3 separate regions of the Homo sapiens genome follow, and all the other regions are linked to region 2. Evidence: chromatin contacts called from ENCODE Hi-C or POLR2A ChIA-PET data. All regions are on one chromosome and are shown on one strand. The core of a region is the stretch at or near the end of the contact, and the rest is flanking DNA. Distances in the headings are between cores, read along the strand shown. Region 1 overlaps POC1B-DUSP6 (POC1B-DUSP6 readthrough). Region 2 overlaps POC1B-DUSP6 (POC1B-DUSP6 readthrough). Region 3 overlaps POC1B-DUSP6 (POC1B-DUSP6 readthrough).

Region 1 (5,056 bases), core at 1,836-4,335, 34 kb before region 2:
CTCAAGTGATCCACCCACCTCGGCCTCTCAAAGTGCTGAGATTATAGGCATGAGCCACCGTGCCTGGAGGGAAAGCGAGGTATAAGTAGTTGCTTCAGAAGAAATCAAACACATATGAACCATGGTAATAAAAATGCATCAGTCTAGTTTAGAATCTTTAAGTTGCCTAAGTCAACTGACAGCAGATGTGGTGGGATCCAGGAAGGATGCCTACTCACACATACATGTCTCTGAATAAGTATTTATTAACTTACTATTCTTGGCTTTAGAGAATGTGAAGAAACAAAAATACCTGCTCCAGAGAAGCCTACATTCTACATTCCAGTCAGAGAGAGGCAATTCACAGATCTAAAAAATAAACTGTATATAGTACAGGGAATGCAAAGGTGAAAAAGGCACTGAAGGCAGAGAGGAAAAGATAGGTAGAGGGCTGCCATTTTAGCTAGTATGGCCAGGACAAGAGTCACGTGACAGGGGTGGCATTTGAGTAAAGAGCTGAAGGAGTGAAGGGAGCAAGTCATGGCTATCTGGGAAGGGCTCTCCAGGAGAGTGGGAGCAGTGATAGATGGAAGGCCAGATTGCAGGTGACATAGGAGCCACTGGGGGGTTTCCTGCAGAGGAGGGACATGACGTGACTTGTGTCTTAACAGGTTCACTCTGCCTGCTGTAAGAGGACAGGCTGGGGATGTTGATGGGGGTGGACAAAGAGACTAATTAGGAAGCTAATGAAATACTCAGACGGGAGGCAATACTGGCTTGACCCAGGGAGGTAGCAGAGGAGGTGGTGATAAGCGATCGGATTCTGGGTGTATTTTGAAGGCAGAGCCAAGAGGATTTCCTGACAGAGTGAATGTCAGCTGTGGGATTCCCTATCTCCCTTCCCCAGGGACAGTAAGATGTAGCCTTGAGTAATCTCAGGATAGCTGAGAATATCTCCTGGCTCTGCATCATTTTGGCAGAGGGGCTGATGAGAGAAAAAGAATCGTGGTTTTCCTGTGTTCTGTTCTAGGATCAGAAAAGTGATCGGCTGAATCAGTGCAAGAGATACTCTGCCATTTCCATGACTTTGGGAAGCACACTCCCTTCCTAAATGTCATTTAGATTTTTATTTTCTAGCAAAGTGCATTGGATTCTCTTTCAGAAAGTTTTTTTGCATCAGCCTATTTTTAGGAAGAAAAAGGTTATACACTTTCATGGAGATTGTCATATGGTGTATACTATCTGAAAAATATTAACGTGCTGACAAAATATATGGACACACAAAGAATAAACTTGCAGACACAGAGAGAATATTTCCATGAATGTTGTGGCAACAGTTCATCCTGGTTACTAGACAACATTGAGTAACTAGTTCAGAGTTATTTCAGTTCCTAACTGCTTATATAAGCAAAGATTTGGAAAGACTAAAAGAACACAGTGTATGTGAACTTCAGTGTCTTAAAACTAAAACTTACAACTTTGAAAGTGTAAAATGGTCATACGCAATGTAAAGTTTTTAAACTTTGCAGCAGTTTATATGGTGGCATTTGATTTGTCAGTTTAGGGCATATGACTTCTGAAACTAGGTGTATTTATCTATAACTTTGTGGCTGCTTCCTAAGCATTAGGAAACAGACATTTGTATGGTATCTTTAAGTGCTGGTTTAGTGGCTCTGCGGTATGTTTCTCCTGTCCCTGCTCTAAGGGTATGAAAGGAAATGAACTTAGGCATTTATAGGATCCAGGTCTCTGGACTCCCTAGCTGGTGCCTCCCTCAATTTATCTTCCTTTAAGAGTTAAGAGACTTTTTATCTTAACTGCAAATGATAGTAAATGTCAAGTGGATACAGTAATTTTTTATTCGGTAACTCAAGAAGTTAAATGTTAAGCCCTAAGATGCTTAATTGGAGTAAAAGAGGAATTTTTATAAGGTTTGAGAAACAATTTAAAAACATTCCCCTTCGAAATTAAGTGACGTAATTAAATTGTCAAAGACATTTAAAAAACAGAACATACATGATAACTAACAAGTAAATGAGGAAAAACACAACATTTTCAAAGATCTCTTGCCATTTAGAAACAGAAAACACATTAATATTTTTTCAGATACAATCTTTAAAATAGAGAAAGGAGAGAAAATATTAGAGACTGGAAAGAGACTATTTGCAAATTAGTTGGATCCTTGCTTTTGAAGTACTTCATGACCCATATGTTATAAAAACTGCTAACAGTTGCGAATGTGATGGCTGACCTTTTAAAAAAAATTGATTTGGGATTGTAAAAAAATAAATAAAACAACTAAAATGCTAAAGTGTTTTAGTTTGTTAAAGGAACGTGGTTTATTTTTTTTTCAAGATAGATAATCTGTATAGCTGTAAAGTTTACTAACAGTATCACCGTAATAAAAGATTAACAGTGAAAGCCAGAGGCTTCTTTTCCCCCCCTTCAAATAAAATATGCTTTTTAATAAAAATAGTAATAATCACTAAGTCCCAATTTTTTTAAGATATACTGACAAATATGCTAATTTGACCTTCTTTCTCTTTAAGTTTCAAAGTCACAAGGAAAGAAAACATATTAATGAATTTACCAAAAATTTGATACTCTTAAAGTTTTTAAAAATAGTCCTAGTTAAAGAATACTTTATGCAGTGAAACTTGTCCTTACTCCTATTGACAAACGTGATTTGGGACTTGAACTCTGCCGTATAAAATGTGAAGACAGAAAAAAAAAAGGAAAATTTACAAAAGGATTTATAAATCATGCTATTTGGGAGCCCAATAAATACTTTTTAGAATTTCCTTTAGAAAATTAGCACGTTTCTGGGAACTGGAGGTGTTCCAGGTATTATTTCTGCCTTCCAACTTGCTGAGATACTGTATTTCTAAACTGTGACGCCCCGGACTACTGCAGTAATACCGACTGTCCCGGGCCTGGGAATCTAAGCTGCATCCCCAGTTCCCACAGCTGAGACCGAGGCATGCTGAAAATGCCCGACAGCTCTCAGCCCACACATCCAGTAACAACTGGTTCCTTCCTCTTCCTGTGGAAGAGAAACATCCTCTGAGATGAGAAGAAATGCACCCTGAGGAATGCAAGAACAGCAGTGAGCTTTTCACACAGGAAATTACTACCGTAGCTCCCTGAAAAGTGCTTGTCTCCTGGACTGTCAGCCCATAATGAGCTTCCTGCTGACCTATAGGATGGTTTACTACGGAGCTAAATGCCATTTGTGGGGCTGTTGGAGCTTCACGGAAAATAGTGAACTTAGCTTTCAACTGTTCTGCACATCTATACCCATCTGGTTTTGAGTTATTTGGTGCTGCATAGATAGTGAAGCTATTGGCTTTGCTCCTTTATTTTGCCACTTGACAGTTAATTATTTGGTGAAAGTAGTCAGCAAGTCTGCTAACACATATTTTTCAGTCAGTTCTTCCTGCTTTATGCTGTCACACTATGTAAAACATATTATTAGGGCTTCTAAAGATTTAGAACCTTACCATCTCAGTGAACTGGTTATTAAGGCCCAGTGCTGGTCCCGGCCTAGTTCTTTCCATGTCTTTCAATTTCTTTGCTTTTACTTTCTGAGATTGTCAGGCCACACAATCATATATCCTGAAACATAAATAAAATTATGTTGCTTTCAGCCAACCAACCAACCAACTCATCACTTAAATGTCAAATTGACTTCAATTGACTTTTGCAATGGAAGATTTTTTTTAGTGTAATTTGATTTTCTATTTTTTGTGTTAATTCCTAGAGTATTTTGTTTTTCTTTTACTCAGGATCATGATGGCCACTACAAAGCTCATATTTTATATCATATGTACTTTTTAACCTACTTTCCAAATCACTACAGAATTTTGGTGGGCCTTAGTATTTATGGTGGCAACATTCTCATACTTTTTATGTATCTATTTGGATTATTTTTCTGAAGCACATAGAGTTGTTTGTTTTAAGTTGAAGGGGAGATAGAGAAGGAATGCCAGGCATTTCCTTTTCCTTTTCAGAATGTCTTTTTAATGAACATTCCTCTTTCCTCCTTGTGAACAAACCATCTCAGCTCTCAGCAAGGGAACTCTTGAGTGTCTAGTTTCTAATAATCCAATCTCTTGCCTTTGTTCCCCAACTCTAGGGAGCTAGTTTCATACATTTAATATCTCTGCTTACCTCAGAGCTCCCTTTTAGCATTTACAGACTTAGAAATCTGTTTAACCAGTTCCCTATATTAAATTCTCTCTGTTAAAATAATGGCTGTACTTTGTTTTTCTGCTGAACCCTGAGTGATACATAGTAAATCATCCTAAAGAAATAATAAGATATACATACAAAGATTTCTATTCAAGGATGCCTATTCCAATACTGTTTGTAATAACAACATCAACATGACAAAAACCTTTAAAGGTTTTCTATTTATTTTTAATTATTTAAAATGTTAAAAGCCTTAAAACAGCTTAATAAGCAAAAGATGTTATCAAGTTTATTTCATTTTTTAGTGACTTGTGAGTTTTGACGTGTTCATGATTGCTGTTTATTTGTATTTCTGAAGATTGTGTATTTGTGTACTTTGCCCATTTTCCTATTGTTCATTTTAAAATTGATCCTTAGGTAATTTTAATTAAGAAGATTGACCTTGGGCAGGGCGCGGTGGCTCACACCTGTAATCCCAACACTTTGGGAGGCCGAGGCAGGCAAATCACAAGATCAGGAGTTTGAGACCAGCCTGGCCAACATGGCGAAACCCTGTCTCTACTAAAAATATAAAAGTTAGCTGGGCATGGTGGTGGCTGCCTGTAATCCCAGCTACTTGAGAAACTAAAGCAGGAGAATTGCTTGAACCCTAGAGGCATAGGTTGCAGTGAGCCAAGATCGTGCCACTGCACTCCAGCCCAGGCGACAGTGCAAGACTCCATCTCAAAAAAAAAAAAAGAAGAAGATTTACCTCTTGCCATGTGCTACAAATATGTTTTCCTTTTTTCTCATTTCTCCTTGAATTTAGTTTCTGATTTTTGATAGGTTTAGCTGCATTACCTTTTTTAAAACTATTTTTTGTTGTTGTTTGGATTCTATGCAAAGA
Region 2 (4,738 bases), core at 1,137-3,636:
CTTTATTTTAAACCAAATTGAGATTAAATTGAAGAAAAGCAAGCAAATTAATTTCAGCTTGATTATCAACCTGTATCAAGAACAAAAATGGGAGGAGGTGTCCACATTTATGGTGTGTATAGGTAACATGGGGAAAATGCTATTCTGTGTTTTGGAAAAGAAGAAATAGTGCCGTCCTATTTATTTCTATATTTAGAAATTTTTCTCAAAGAAATTTCAATTGTATCTATGAGATGGGTTTCTAAGTATCTTATTGTGTGTTATAAGTGCCTTTTAATATCATACTAAGTGTGAGCTTCTGGACATTTTCAAGAGCTTACAAAAACTAAGTGGCATTGTATTTTTATAACCCCATTGAGAAGACTAAGTAAGAAATGAAATGTCCTATCAATTTTATTTTGTCATGCTTCAAACAATAAAGACATTTCTGCTTTAAAAGAAAAAGTTGTTCCTTTTCTTTTTAAATGATTAAAACCCGGAAGTACTAAACATCTTATCATCCAGCTCACTCAGTCTTTAATGTGTGTGCGAATCTTCTGGAGAGCTTGTCAAAACAGTTTCCTGGGCCCTATCTCCAGAGCTGACTCCATGGGTCAGGTGGGGCCCAATCATTTGCATCTCTAACAATCTCATAGGTGATGCTGATGCTTTTGGCCTGAGGTCCACACTTTAGGAACCACCTGTAGCCACTTCTTAGAACCTGATGTTGCCACATAGTTTTTACAGTCATCACAGAACTTTATAAGTGATACAAAAATAGTGATGATATAAATGCAGATGCCTTGAAACTTTTTCAACAGACTCAATTTTTCTAACTTCCCTCTTTATTTATTTATTTATTTTTAGCATTTGAGGAATCTCCTTCATCTTCATCAGATTCCAGCCCATCCCTTTCCTAACTTGAATATCCAGCTGCCTGATCAGCGTCTCCACTTGGAACTCTAACAGGCATCTCTAGATAGGTCCAAAACCAATTTTTCTGCCCTCTACCTCTAACTCTGCACCCCAGCCAGCATCACTAGCAGCTTCTTTCCTGGACTTGCATGTGTCAATAAAATGACAGCTTTCCTTCCTGTTGCTCAAGCTGAAGACGTGGAATCCTCTTTGATTCTTCTTCACACCCCACAGTTCATTCCTTCAGGACATTTTGTCAGAATGTAGAAAACACCTGACCACTTCTTACCACCTTCATTTCCCACCATGATCCAAGCCACTAATCTCTTGGCTGGAAGACTACAGTTGCCTCCTATCTTATTCCCTTTGTGTTGCTATAGAGGAATACCTGAGGCTGGATAATTTATAAAGAAAAGAGGTGTATTTGGCTCATAGTTCTGCACACTGCACAAGAAGCATAGTGCAGATGCTTCTAGTGAGGGCTTCAAGCTGCTTTCACTCATGGTGGAAAGTGAAGGAGAGCCAGCAGCACATGGTGACAGAGGAGGAAGGAAAGGGGAGAGTGGTGCCAAGTTCTTTTTAACAGTCAGTTCTCACAGGGACTAAGACTGAGAACTCACTCTCTACTTCGAGGAGGGCACCAAGCCATTCATGAGGGATCCACCCCCATGACCCAAACAACTCCCCTTAAGCCCCATCTCCAACAGTAGGGATCAGATTTCAACATGAGACTTGGTGGGGCCAAACAACCATATCCAAACCATAGCACCTCCTGACTGGTCTCCCTGATGTCACCCTTGCACAGCGGGCCACAGTGGTTCTTGAAAAGCCTGAGTCAAAGCACGTGGCTCTTCAGCACAGAACACTTCAGGGCTTCCCATTCCAGAGTAAAAGGCCAAGACGCAACTTCTCCTCTTTAAACTTCCCTTTCCTTCTCCTTGAATAATCCTCACTCACCACCCTCTGGCCATAGCGGCCTCTTTGCAACCCTTTGAAGAAGCAAAGTGTTCCCTCCTGAGGGCATCTGTACATTTCCTCTGCCTAGAACTTTCTGCCCTCAGGCATCAATGCCTTAAAACATTCAACCTTTGCTCACCTGGTACCTGTTCAGAAGTGCCCTCCCTGACTGCCCAAGTGACCCTCCATTCACTCCCTGACCCTTTGCCAGGCTTCATTTTCTCCAGTGCACTTATTACCATCTGACACATACATCAGTTCACACATGTCTTCCCCTGGTAAGCAACTCCGCATTGATGGATCTTACAGCTGAGAACGGTTTCCAGTTTGTAGTAGGCACACAGCGTATATTGTGTGAATATAGGATAACAATAAGTTGCAGATTTTTTTCCTCCACCCCTGAAGCAGCTTCTCAGCTATGATTAATTCCTGAGCAGAATGCCTCAGCAGCCCATTTCAAGAAACTAAATTTGATGTGAGTGGCTGAGCAGGAGTGAGTCCTCAGGATATCTGTGATAGGGGAAAAACACCAAAGGAGCCATATTAATCTTCAGCCACATCATCTGATACTATCACTTCCTTCTTAGTGAGTATGGCTCAACCAAATAGAATATAATAGGATTTCTCTATATCTGTCTTCCTAGCTGCTACAGATAGGATTATTTTCTTGCACATAAATATTTCTCTTGGACTTATACAAGTTGTTATAGTAGATGTTAAAGGTTTTACAGACTTTTTTAAAAAAGATAACTTCTCATTTGCTTGATGTATCTATTAAGCAGAGGCACATTAAATTTTTTTAAAGTTTATTTGAGCAACAGTGACTCACGAATCAGACATTGCCAAACTGCAAGCCGTTTGGGCTCCCCTGAAGGGAGTGCAAGGGGAAAACTTTTATAAGGTGTTTGAGGAAGCAAGACAGAAAATATTTGGATTGGTTAAAGTGGAACAGCAGCCTTAAAGTCTCTAGGTGGAGATTAGTTGGTGGGTTCTGATTTGTTAAATATGGTCTTCCTAGGATATGACCACTTACTCTGAGTTAGGTTTCAGTTTGCTTACATAGGATCTCTGGGCGCTAGAGCTGCCTCAGTGTAATGGGCTCCCAATTAATTATTTTAACAAAACAAAGGTTAGTTTGTATCTCATTTACAAATAGATTATTTCTTATTTTAATCTTGAAGATTAGTTTATTTAAATAGTACAGAAGAAAATAGGAAGTTCAATTAGTGAACTTTAGTGGAATATGTGAAAATAATTTCAGGGAAGATTTTGTTTATTCAATAATTATGGAATATACTTAAAAACTACTATGTGGAAAGAAGGTAAGTTGATAGGCTTTACCTTTCTAACAATATGTGATTATTTAGTTGATAGGACCTCTGGGTCCTTTACTAAGGCTTTGGAATTTTAATACAAACTTGTGCTACTCATTGCTTCCAGAGACAGAGCAAGCCACTTGCCTGTGGGATGAACACAAATCCAGCTGCTGAGCTGTTTTGCTTGGCTCATAGTTTTTAAAAAATAATTTTTATTTACCTACTGACATTTAAAAGTTGGAAATTTTATATTAACTAAATTAGGTCTCTGGCTTGTCTTAAGAAATCAGAAGATCTGCAACTATTGGGCCTGTATTCCTCCATGGCAGCAATGAACTAGGGCAGGGTGAAGCAGACATACACTACTCCATATTGTCTCCATCCCCCTCCACTGCTAAACATTACCTGTCTGGCCTCTGCCTAGTTAACACTGTAGATATCCAAGTCTTTCACATAGTGTTCTAAAACTGCCACCATCTGTCCTCAATCCTTACCTTTTCGAGGTTATTTTCCGAGCATGCCTCCTTTTCTACATTCTTTATCCCTTCCCCCACAATCATGCATCTTTTCCTCAGCCCTGCTGAACTTTTCACCATTATGGGATGAAGCACCTCTCCCTTCCCAATTCCACTTATATTGAGCATGCTTTTTCCCTGTCACCCTACATAACTCTTCTCTTCCTGGAAAACCCCTATTCATCCTTTAAAAGGCAGCTTGCGTATCCCTTCATTCTTTTTCTGTTGTGCTTCCTCAGCATTCTGTGCTTATCTCTGGTACAACAGAGATTGCAATACAGTTGCAGCTCTGCCTCTTCCACTATGACTTAACCTACCCAAAAGGCAGGCGTTGTCATCTTTAGATTCTCCACCTAGTGCGTTGTCTGGCTCATAGGAGGAGCTCAACAATTCGTTCTTGAATAAATGAGTATTTTTTATTTTCATTTATTGAAGTGTTTCTTTCTAAAACATTGCTCTATGCTTCACTTAAAGCCAAAAGCAGTTAAAACTAGGGCGGGTGGGCTGGAAGAAATAGGATAGGCAAACATTTAGACACTCGATATTTGGGGCTAAGTGGGCACTGCTATAACCTGCCAGTTGTTAGATAGCTCAGCAGTTACGTAGACAGTCTTATAAGCCAGAAAAACTTGATGCAAATTCTGGCTATGCCATTTTCTAACAGTGCGACTGTCAGGGAAGGTATTCACAAAGCTTAGTTTCCTTAACCATAAAAGGTGAAAATAATAACGTGAACTGCATTTGTGAAATGATTAGCACAGTAGCTGTCACGGAGTAAGTGATCAATAAATGGTAGCTATTGTTGTTATTATTTTCTTTATTATTTTTTTTTTTTTTGAGACGGAGTCTCGCTGTGTCGCCCAGGCTGGAGTGCAGTGGCGCGATCTCGGCTCAGTGCAAGCTCCGCCTCCCGGGTTCACGCCATTCTCCTGCCTCAGCCTCCCGAGTAGCTGGGACTACAGGCACCCGCTACCACGCCCGGCTAATTTTTTGTATATTTAGTAGAGACGGGGTTTCACCATGTTGGCCAGGATGGTCTTGATCTCTTGACCTCGT
Region 3 (4,761 bases), core at 1,016-3,515, 42 kb after region 2:
TTCACAGGACACCTGTCAAATGCCAAGCGTTATAACAAGTGTCTTTGCATATATTATTTCATTTACACTTGTAGTATCTTCATTGGACTTGTGTGTAACCAAAGACCCCGAGAGGTTAAAAAAAAGTATCCAGAGTCACACAGCTAGTACTTGAAGTGTTCATATTGCAACTCTGTCTGATGTCAAAGCACATTCCTTTTATTACATTGCCAAGTAAGATAGATATCAGTTCATCCACAACTACTAAGCACTCCAGGAACAAATGCATGTTAGGAGTCCCTGAAGGCTAAAATGGTGCTATAAGAGATAGACGAAAGGGCTGGGCACGATGGCTCGCACCTGTAATCCCAGCACTTTGGGAGGCCAAGGCAGGTGTATCACGAGGTTAGGAGATTGAGACCATCCTGGCTAACATGGTGAAATCCCGTCTCTACTAAAAATACAAAAAAATTAGCCGGGCGTGGTGGCGGGCGCCTGTAGTTCCAGCTACTCAGGAGGCTGAGGCAGGAGAATGGCGTGAACCCGGGAGGCAGAGCCTGCAGTGAGCCAAGATGGCGCCACTGCACTCCAGCCTGGGCGACAGAGTGAGACTCTGTCTCAAAAAAAAAAAAAAAAAAAAAAAAAAAGAGATGGACGAAAGGAAGCAGACAGTGAGGTCTTGTATCTGACATATAGCCGCTTGGCTCTCTCTGCCCCTTCAGGAGCACCCAGAGGGTGAGTGGACTCAGAAGGTGCGTTGCTGCTGAGGTCAGTGTTGAGCAGTTCTAGCTCAGGAAGCAGGGTCACTGAAGGCTGGGGCTGGGGGACCATAAAGTAGTTCTGGAAGCATATAGACTAGACCAAACACAGCTTTCACTTACGGGAACATTGATTCATTCTTTGATACAATGAGTACTTATTGTATGTGTCTATGAGAGGCCAGGCATACAAAGATGAATAAGACATGGTTCTTCTTCCAGGGACTTCAATGTCTATTGAGGAAGAGAGATAAATTAACAAGCCATTCGAGTAAATACTATAAACTATATTTGCTACTGCACTTAGATGACCCTTCTATAGTCAACATATCATGGGAACATGTTGATTTTTGAGAACTCAGTATCCATTCCACCTTGATTTCCCTTTGAAGGATTGCCTGCTGAGTTGTTAAATCTGTTCCCTGAACCCCTTACTCACCAACAAACAGCCACCTGACCCAAGCTGGAACAATGTTCACTCCCTGGAGTGAAGAAAGAGGGTGAAAAGATGGAGAAATGATGGAAGAGCATTCATTCTGGGGCAGGGCACTGACAACACGGTTGAATGTTCTAACCCTACCCATCCCTACCCGACCCATTTCTATCAATTTCTGAAACTTCTGGTCCATCCTGAGAGCAGACAGAAATCCTCCCAATAAATCCCAACCATTTAACAATGGACAGACAACAAAGATCCCTTTGGTGAGATATGGGGTGTTGAAGACTGAAAGCAGGGAGACCAGTTAGTGTCTATTGCAGTAATCCAGGTGAGTATGGTAAGAGACTGAACTCCATGACTGGAGAGATGGTGAAGGGAAGACAGATTCCAAAATCAGAAGAGACAGAGCTAGCTGGACTTGGTGCCTACTGGATGGAGAAAGTCAGGAATATAGAAGAGCAAGATGAGTGGTTTTTCAGAAACAAAACAGGGCAGCTCAGATCCCCTCACTTCCTTTCTGTTGGTCTAGAAGTTATGTTCTCACTTGGTCTTGATTTTGGCATTTTGTTTCTTGCTAAGGCTAATTTCCTATAACTGCACCTTCCCAGCCCTGAGATGTACACGTCACTTCCTGCTAAAAGAAATTATCTGCATTATCTAGGAAACTTGGCAGGGACACCAAATCCTCTTTTCATCCTGTATCCTACAGCCCAGGATATATATTCAACTAAATTCTTGGAAATAGTCCTGAATAGCACATAGTACTCCAACATCAACAAGCACACTCTAATGATGACGGTGTGTCACAGGATGCTTACTAAGTTTGTGATCCCACTTACATGATCAACTACGTGACCACAGCCCACACAGTTCACACAGCCTCACCACACCTTCCCTATAGGGATTCTCAGTGTGCTCTGTGCTATCAGCTCTGCTATGGAGGAAAGGTGCTCAAGTACTTGTGGTCAGGTGGAAAGAATTCAATAGCACTTGAGCATGCAGAGCTGGACTTGGTGGACTGTGCTCTTTACTCAAAAGGCGCACACAGGGCACAAGCAGGCAGCAACCTCTATGAGTCAGAGCCTGCTTGGCCTACTTGTCCTTTGCACCATGTCTTTTGAACCAATAAATACAGTAACACCCATAACTACAATGTCTTATCTGCAGGAAAATAAGGCAGTAGCAAAATTGTGCAAGACACTGAACAATCATCTATAAGAACTAAGGACTTCCGGCCGGGCGCAGTGACTCACGCCTGTAATTCCAGCACTTTGGGAGGCCGAGGCGGGCGGATCACAAGGTCAAGAGATCAAGACCATCCTGGCCAACATGGTGAAACCCCGTCTCTACTAAAAATACAAAAATTAGCCAGGCGTGGTGGCACACACCTGAAGTCCCAGCTACTCGGGAGCCTGAGGCAGGAGAATTGCTTGAATCCGGGAGGCGGAGGTGGCAGTGAGCCAAGATCACGCCACTGCACTCCAGCCTGCCAATAGAGCGAGACTCCGTCTCAAAAAAAAAAAAAAACAAAACTAAGGACTTCACCCTCCCTAGAAAGCCCCTAAACTCTGGATTTGGGGAGCTCACCTTTGAGATAGAAAAAATTAATTGATAATGACTTCGGTTGGGTCTTTCTCTAGTTTCTCATACTAGGAGATACTTTGGAACACAGGTACTTAAAAATATATTTTAACAAACAAATTAGTAGTAGTGGAATATCACATTATTTCCTGGTGATCTTTTGAAAGATTAAAGAAAGGTATTGATCTAATAGCTTTTGGAATCCCCGAATTTTAAAAAACATGTGATTGAATAATCTCATTATGTAGGGTTGTGCAAGTAAACAATATGCTATGGTCAGGCTGTAAAAGAAAAGGAAATCTTTTTTTTTTTTCTTTTTTTTGAGACGGAGTCTCGCTCTGTTGCCCAGGCTGGAGTGCAATGGCATGATCTTGGCTCACGGCAACCTCTGCCTCCTGGGTTCAAACGATTCTCCTAGCTCAGCCTCCTGAGTAGCTTGGATTACAGGCACAAGCCACCATGCCTGGCTAATTTTTTGTATTTTTAGTAGAGACGGGGTTTCACCGTGTTCCCCAGACTGGTCTCAAGCTCCTGAGCTCGGGCAATCCACGCGCCTCAGCCTCCCACAGTGCTTAGGATTACAGGTGTGAGCCACCACGCCTGGGCTGGAAATCTTGATAGATAAAAGAAAGAGAAGAAACAAAAAGGTCTCACTTACAATTTATCCTCTCACTTTCTGCCAGATGATTAGATCACTGTATTTGTTAACAGCTTGATCACCTGTATTTTATTTCAAGTAAATTTTCTTCAGTTTCTTTGCCAACAAAGCATACTGGATAGAAATGCCTCAGAATCAATTTATCCTGCTTCACTAGTTTTATGCATTTTAGATTTAAGGAAACAACAGTTAGAATATTTTCAATGATGAAAAGAACTCCATTAGGCTGCCACAAATGTCAAAAGTTCCTGGCTATGCTAACACTTATGTAATTGTTCTGGAAACCCCACGCACCGGAATAGACCTACAACACCAGGCATGACTCACTGAATATTTCTAAGCACATACTCTCTCTAAAATGATCTCCAGTTGGGATTTATTTTTTCAAAGAAAAAAAGTAAAAGACAAAATATGGTACATCAAATCCCAAAGTTTTTTCTGTGATTTTTTTGGGAAAATACTGTTGCCTCACACAAGAGCATTAGAAGATGCTGCTGTTTTCATTAATAAAACAACCAGATGGGCAAGCATTAAAACAGGTTGAAACTTTGAAACTCTTCCTAAAAAAAAAAAAAAATAAGAAAAGAAAATAACATAGAGAACATGTGGGTTCTCAAATTTCCAAATGGCCTTCATTTCCTGTTGTGATTTTATTCCTAAGTTGGTTTTTTAAAACTTGTGGCTGGCAGCATATGACTAGTGTCCTAATCCCCTGAGCAATGTTAAGGAAAATTATACATGCCATAAAATGCTAATCAGCACAGGAAGGCCTGGGACCATACCACCAAGGCTCATTTGTAGCATATACTCCAACAGCTTTTACTGCATATCTTCTGTAAGTCTAAATGCTTGGGGGAAATTTACCAAAGTATATGGCATAACCTGTATCTCCAAAAGCTGATGTTGGATGCTAATTTCAATACCAAAGTAGCACATTTTTCTTTTTTTTTTTTTTTTTTTGAGACTGAGTCTCGCTCTATATAGCCCATGCTAGAGTGCAGTGGTGTGATCTCGGCTCACTACAACTTCTGCCTCCCGGGTTCAAGCAATTCTCATGCCTCAGCCTCCTGAGTAGCTGGAATTACAGGTGCCCACTACCATGCCTGGCTAATTTTTGTATTTTTAGTAAAGACGAGGTTTCACCATGTTCGCCAGGCTGGTCTCGAACTCCTGACCTCAGGTGAGTCACCTGCCTCAGCCTCCCAAAGGGCTGGGGTTACAGGCATGAGCCACTGCGCCCTGCCGTGCATTTTTCACTAGTAATATTCAGAATGGAGTTTAGGAATTCAGGCAATGGCGAGCCAAACCAGAAGTAGCAAGGCAGTTCTGCCAGGCAGTGAAACAGG

The links. A loop is a pair of places that touch in the nucleus more often than their neighbours do. ChIA-PET counts read pairs that join two places held with the same protein, here RNA polymerase II (POLR2A). Pooled maps may share reads with other maps.
Region 1: a map of IMR-90 shows a loop between it and region 2 (2.1-fold over the local background). The contact joins two enhancer-like sites. A Hi-C loop is called at or near these places in 3 of 168 maps with a recorded cell type or tissue (Calu3, IMR-90 and transverse colon), 1 of 37 single-sample maps with no recorded cell type and 6 of 50 pooled maps. POLR2A ChIA-PET finds 5 or more read pairs at or near these places in 4 of 52 experiments (BJ, CD4-positive, alpha-beta T cell, WTC11 and 1 more).
Region 3: a map of PC-3 shows a loop between it and region 2 (2.9-fold over the local background). The contact joins two enhancer-like sites. A Hi-C loop is called at or near these places in 2 of 168 maps with a recorded cell type or tissue (Caco-2 and PC-3) and 3 of 50 pooled maps. POLR2A ChIA-PET finds 5 or more read pairs at or near these places in 2 of 52 experiments (MCF 10A and WTC11).

What each region holds. Positions count from the first base shown.
Region 1 is chr12:89,450,065-89,455,120 of GRCh38, reverse strand. The region is part of intron 9 of POC1B-DUSP6 (POC1B-DUSP6 readthrough); the gene reads left to right. All of the region lies in intron 10 of POC1B (POC1 centriolar protein B), which reads left to right. LOC105369889 (a long non-coding RNA gene) reads right to left here. Exons shown (of 4, transcript NR_189732.1): 3 at 3,480-3,594; 4 at 2,966-3,064. Among named protein-coding and RNA genes, the nearest start is that of GALNT4, 72 kb to the left of the region's middle. Within about 2 kb of position 3,085, at least 16 of the 41 ENCODE cell types and tissues checked have a DNase peak (open chromatin) inside an H3K27ac peak, as active enhancers do; they include IMR-90, where a contact is called at or near this core.
Region 2 is chr12:89,415,424-89,420,161 of GRCh38, reverse strand. All of the region lies in intron 9 of POC1B-DUSP6 (POC1B-DUSP6 readthrough), which reads left to right. The region is part of intron 1 of LOC124902981 (a long non-coding RNA gene); the gene reads right to left. POC1B (POC1 centriolar protein B) reads left to right here. Exons shown (of 12, transcript NM_172240.3): 12 at 1-444. Among named protein-coding and RNA genes, the nearest start is that of DUSP6, 65 kb to the right of the region's middle. Within about 2 kb of position 2,386, at least 4 of the 41 ENCODE cell types and tissues checked have a DNase peak (open chromatin) inside an H3K27ac peak, as active enhancers do; they include IMR-90 and PC-3, where a contact is called at or near this core.
Region 3 is chr12:89,373,300-89,378,060 of GRCh38, reverse strand. The region is part of intron 9 of POC1B-DUSP6 (POC1B-DUSP6 readthrough); the gene reads left to right. Among named protein-coding and RNA genes, the nearest start is that of DUSP6, 23 kb to the right of the region's middle. Within about 2 kb of position 2,265, at least 13 of the 41 ENCODE cell types and tissues checked have a DNase peak (open chromatin) inside an H3K27ac peak, as active enhancers do; they include PC-3, where a contact is called at or near this core.